Linked DNA regions of Mus musculus: region 2 is linked to region 1. The links are chromatin loops, found by intact Hi-C in ENCODE. Cell type or tissue: gastrocnemius. All regions are shown on one strand. Links, peaks and the distances in the headings refer to the core of each region. The heading gives the core; the rest is flanking DNA.

The links. Hi-C counts contacts between places; a loop is a spot of excess contacts. Peaks named below come from ENCODE experiments on the same cell type or tissue, not always from the same donor. Only the 100,000 strongest peaks of a DNase experiment are listed, where the experiment ranks them.
Region 2: it touches region 1 in a loop (2.8-fold over the local background); 7 of 42 quality-filtered maps call a loop at or near these places.

Annotation. Positions count from the first base shown.
Region 1 is chr9:20,999,559-21,002,469 of GRCm38, forward strand. It overlaps a transcript of Mrpl4 not described here. Among named protein-coding and RNA genes, the nearest start is that of Mrpl4, 1.7 kb to the right of the region's middle. In gastrocnemius, for the core only: a CTCF peak has its summit at 1,438; a DNase peak (open chromatin) is centred at 1,433; H3K4me3 peaks cover 8 bases.
Region 2 is chr9:20,886,520-20,889,430 of GRCm38, forward strand. It overlaps Ppan (peter pan homolog), which reads left to right and starts at 1,656. Exons shown (of 11, transcript NM_145610.2): 1 at 1,656-1,798; 2 at 1,888-2,058; 3 at 2,819-2,911. The coding sequence starts at 1,781. In gastrocnemius, for the core only: a CTCF peak has its summit at 1,484; a DNase peak (open chromatin) is centred at 1,673; H3K4me3 peaks cover 1,743 bases; H3K27ac peaks cover 2,277 bases.

The sequences.
Region 1 (2,911 bases), core at 188-2,687:
GTAAGGCCCACTTTTTGCACTTACAAAGACTTGGATTTCAGGTTTGTCAGGAGGACTCCACAGGTAAAGATGCTTGTTGCCAAGCTTCACATCTGACTTTAAGACCTAGGATACCAAGCCGGGCATGATGGTGCACACCTTTAATCCCAGCACTCGGGAAGCAGAGGCAGGTGGATTTCAGAGTTCGAGGCCAGCCTGGTCTACAAAGTGAGTTCCAGAACAACCAGGGCTATACAGAGAAACCCTGTCTCAAAAAACCAAAAACAAAAACAAAAACAAAAGAAAGAGAGAGAGAGAAAGAGAGAACCAATTCCCACAAATGGTCTTTTGATCTCCATACCCACATGTGTGCCCCCAACACAAATGAATGAATGAATAAAAAGATAAACAAACAAATACCAGTAAGAACAAACCCCCAAAACACTAGGTTCTTGGGCCAATGAGACGGCTCAGTGGATAAAGGTGCTTGCTACCAAGTCTAACAACCTGAGCTTGATCCCTGGAACTTATCTAGTGAAAGAAAAGGACTAACAACTCAACATCACCTTCTGACCTCCACATCTGCAGCTTGGCATATGTATGCCCACTCTCAACTGCACATAGAAAAGGCACTGTTGGTTAGAATAAATCCTTGTTTTCTTTGTGGTGCTGGAGATAGAACCAAGGGCCTCATGTATACTTGGCTACCACTGTTTAATAGTTAATTAGTAAATCTAATAGTATATCCTAGAAATGTTCAAAAATATATCAGTGAGGCTGGGGCTCAGTGGATAGGGTGTTTGCCTAACAAGCAGGAGGCCCTGGACTCCAGCCTCAGTACTACACGAACAGCACATAGTTCCACAAGACAGTCATGTTAGCACGAGAAAGGCAGAGACAGAAGATCAGGGTTCATGGTTATTCTCAGCTACATAGTGAGTTCCAAGCTAGGCTGGGCTACATAATACATGTCTGAAAATACATAAACTGATAACAAATGCAAAGACGACGACGACGACAACAACAACAACAACAAAACTATATGCATTTAGCCCAATAATTACATTCTCCAGGGTCTGCTCCACCAGTGAGTTATGGCACTGTGTAGCCTGGAACTCACTATGTAGACCAAGGTTGCCTGAACTCACTAAGAACCACCTGCCTTGGTCTGCCTCTGCCTCCTAAGTGCTGGGATTAAAGGCTTGTACCACCATGCCCGGCCTGCCTTGGTCTTCTGTTGTCTCTTTGATCACAAGGCTCCTTCAGTATTAGAATCCATAATGCTGGTTACTGAATTTTCATCTCAAGCCAGGAATTCCACCCTTTGTACTCCTCATTTACAAAAGAATCACAATTTTCCCATTATCCAGGTGATGAAAAGGAGGTTGGCTCAGAGACCAGAGTCCAAGCTCTGTCCAGCCCTCATAGTGGATGGCAGTGAGCCAGGTGTAAGCTCTCAGCACCCCCTGAAGGTCAAGTGTGGAACAGAGACAAACCATAAACTCTTTCAATTATCTTTGGAGAGGTTCTTAGTGAGGTGATCTGGATCTGTTCATGAGGTAATTTTTTTTTCCCCTCTGCCCTGGGAGAGTCCTAGAAGGACAGGGGGCAGGATCCTGGATTAGATGTGAGTGGAGGGACACAGGGCTGATAGGAGGGATTTCAGAGGGATATAGCCAGCCCTGGAGAATCTAAGAAATACTGAAAGCTTTCTGGCAGGACTTTCATTTAAAGAATCAAACACATCTGGAAAGAGGAGGCTGGAGGATTTCAAGATTACATACTGGAGTTCTCTCTCAACAAATAAATAAACCCCATAGGGGCTGGAGAGATGGCTCAGCTGCTAGGGCACCTAAACTGCACAAACATCTTGATCTTTAGCACTAAATAAACCAGCATGGTGGCACATACATATAATCTCAGGACTCTTGAGGTGGGGGGCAGAAGAATCAGAAATTCAGCCGGGCATGGTGGCGCATGCCTTTAATCCCAGCACTCGGGAGGCAGAGGCAGGCGGATTTCTGAGTTCGAAGCCAGCCTGGTCTACAGAGTGAGTTCCAGGACAGCCAGGGCTACACAGAGAAACCCTGTCTCAAAAAAAAAAAAAAAAAAAAAGAATCAGAAATTCAAGGTTACTCTTGACTACACAGAGTTCAAGGCCAGCCAAATCAGACCCCTTCACACACCAAAGAGAGGGGGAGGGAAGATCAGATAAAATTAGATTCACCTGGTCATGTAAGCATAGCGGTGCAGACAACCAGCAATCCAGACCTCCGGAAGCCAGACAGGGAGACTCTGAACTCAAGGTCATCCTTGGCTACACAGAGAAGCCTTGTTTACAAAAGAATAGGATGGCGTTTGAGATGGCTCAGCTGGTTAGGTGGCTTGCCACCAAACTGGATGGCCTGAGTTCTATCCACAGAGTGAAAGGAAATCGCAACTCCCTTGAGTTGTCTTCTTACTTCCACACTCAAACACAAAAATAAATTAAGAAAACTAAAATAGGAGCTGGAGAGATAGCTCTGTGGTTAAGAGCACTGTCTGCTCTTCCCGAGTTCGATTCCCAGCAACCACATGGTGGCTCATAGCCACCTATAATGGGATCTGATGCTCTCTTCAGGCATGCAAACAGAGCACTTATATGTATAAAATAAATAAAATATTTCTTAAAAGTAAAAAATTAAAATACATATATATTGAAAAAGCGAAAAATAGCCACATGACATGGACATGGCACACACCTTTAAAATTTTTTTCTTAATTTCCAGACAGGGTCTCACTCTGAAGTCACTATGTACTATATAGACCAGGCTGGCCTCGAATTGCAGTGTTGCTTCTGAGTGCTAGAATTAAAATCATGCAACACCACGGCCCAGCCCAGCACACATCTTTAGTCTCAGTACTCAGGAATCAGAATCATGTGGATCTCTCT
Region 2 (2,911 bases), core at 202-2,701, 110 kb before region 1:
TTCCCTTCACTGAAGGACTTTTGGGAAGAGCCCAAGGTTCTGCAATTGAGATGGGGGTGGGGGGTGGGGTTAAAGGGAGAGAGGAAGGTTTGAAAGATTCAGAGTGCTTGCCTTCCAGAGGAAGTTTCCACACTTCTGCCCATCTGCAGACAGGATTTTGGGGAGCAAAGATGGCCCTCAGGATCTGACAGACAACTGCGTGAGCCCCAAGTGTCAGGGACCACTGTGCCCAGGATCAGGACTGCATCTTTATTCACAGAAGGCAGGGTGCCAGGATACTTAGTTGGGGGTATGTTAAGGGCCTCAGAATAGAGGAATGGCTGTTAAGATACAACAGATGGGACTAGCAGAAGAATGAGCGAGAGAGAAGTGGGGGCAGGAACAAAGGAAGGAAATAGATGCAAGGAAGAAAGAGAAAATGAAGGAGTCAAACTAAAGATGAATGAAAAACATAAGGGAATCCAATACTGGTAAGCTGACGTCACTGGCCGATAAAATTGCCTGGAGAGCTAGCTCAGGGTTAAGAGCACTAGCTGCTCTTACAGAGGACCCAGGTTCAATCCCTAGCACCCACATGGCAACTCACAACCATCTGTAACTCCAGCTCCTTTTTCAGAAGTGACACACAAACATCTGTGCATGCAAAATACCCATGAGCATAACACAATTATATTTTAAAACATTTTAGAGGTCTGGCAAGATGACTTAGTTGAGTAGAGACACCTACCACCAAGTCTGAGGATCTGAACTCCATCTCCAGGCCTCATATGGCAAAAGGAAAGAACCAACTCTTTTTTTAAAGAGTTATTTATTATATGTAAGTACACTGTAACTGTCTTCAGAAACACCGGAAGAGGGCGTCAGAACTCATTATGGTTGGGAGCCACCTTGGGGTTGCTGGGATTTGAGCTCAGGGCTTTCGGAAGAGCAGTCAGTGCTCTTAACCGTTGAACCATCTCTTCAGCCTGAGAACCAACTCTTAAAAATGACCCTCTGATCTCCTCATATGCACCACCACAGATTGGCCTAGTCGGCCATCACTGGAAAGAGAGGCCCATTGGACACGCAAACTGTATATGCCCCAGTACAGGGGAACGCCAGGGCCAAAAAAAAAAAAAAAATGGGAATGGGTGGGTAGGGAAGTGGGGGGGAGGGTATGGGGGACTTTTGGGATAGCATTGGAAATGTAACTGAGGAAAATATGTAATAAAAAATATTTAAAAATAAATAAATAAATACAATCTATTTGGAGAGGGGGTGGACATGGTGGTACAAGTCTTTAGTTCCTGTCCTTGGAAGATACGGGCCCACGGATCTGTGTGAGTTTAGTCAGCCAGGAAGGGTGGCACATGCCTCTAATCCCAGCGCTCAGTGTACGCACGCGGATCTCTGTTAGTTGCAGGCCAGCGTGGGCTGCGTGAGATCCTGTTTCAGAATAAAAAACTGAAAGGCCAAACAAAGGGGGCAGTACGCTTGCCGAAACGTTCAGGATAGGGACTCGAACCCTCAAATAATTGTGAGGCCCCTCTCTTTTGTGCAAAAAGGACCACGGCATCTTTATAAAGACCCCTGGAAAGGATTCTCGGTCCTTTAAGCCGTCCGGAGCCAAGGACCGTTGGATGACGTCACTGGCCGGCACGCAGGAAGTGGGAAGAGTTACGAGCCGCGTGGCACCGGAAGTTGGCCACGTAAAGTCCGTCCTCTTTGCGTCTCCTGCACGGAAGTGAGCGGTGTGCGCCGGAAGCGAATACAGAGGCTGCCTCGTGGGGAAGCAGGCAGCATGGGGCAGTCCGGGCGGGTGAGGCGCGGCGGCCTGGGCGGGCATGGGGCACTGGTGGGGTCGCGGCCGAAGCTTGGGCGCTCACCGCCTGCCTGTCGTCCCCGCAGTCCCGACATCAGAAGCGCAATCGCGCCCAGGCGCAGCTCCGCAACCTCGAGTCCTACGCTGCACAGCCGCACTCGTTCGTGTTCACGCGAGGCCGAGCGGGTCGCAATGTCCGGCAGCTCAGCCTGGATGTGCGGCGGGTCATGGAACCTCTCACCGCTACCCGCCTGCAGGTCTGTATCCCTCAGCCCTTCAGCTCCAGGTTCGGGGCTCGGCATCTTGGCGAGGACTTGGGGCCAGAAGCTGAGCGCCTGCCTTCCATGTGGGAGGGCTTGGCTGAATCCCCAGCACCTCTGACCCAGGCTTAATGGTGTGCAGGCGAAATCGGGAATAGAATCGAGGGGGAAGATCACCATAGAGACCATCTGTGGTTACATAGTGAGGTCTTGTGTAAAAAACGGAAAGTCATACTTTGGGGGCAATCGCTAGGTGACTCAGTGGGAAAGGGGGCTTGCTGTTAAACTGTAGTTCAATTCCTGTGCCCCACGTAGTGGAGGGGGTGAAACAGCTCCTGAAGTCCTCTGACCTCCATCTTTGCGTCCCTCCCAACAGGCTTGTAAAAAATACTTTTTAAAGAGTATTTTTGAGTGCTGGGGCAATAGTTTAGGGGTACAGGTAAAACCCCAATACCTCCAGAAAGGAGTGTGTGGTCAGAAATACCATCTCAGAATAATCGTTTAAACGTCTTCTCTCAATGTTTGTGTCCGTTTCTTTTTTTTTTTTTTAAAGATTTATTTATTTATTATATGTAAGTACACTGTAGCTGTCTTCAGACACTCCAGAAGAGGGTCTCAGGTCTCATTACAGATGGTTGTGAGCCACCATGTGGTTGCTGGGATTTGAACTCTGGACCTTCGGAAGAACAGTCGGGTGCTCTTACCCACTGAGCCATCTCACCAGCCCCTTGTGTCCGTTTCTTTCTCCATTTATCAGGTTCGAAAGAAGAACTCCCTGAAGGACTGTGTGGCAGTGGCTGGCCCCCTGGGGGTCACACACTTCCTTATTTTGACCAAAACAGATAACAGT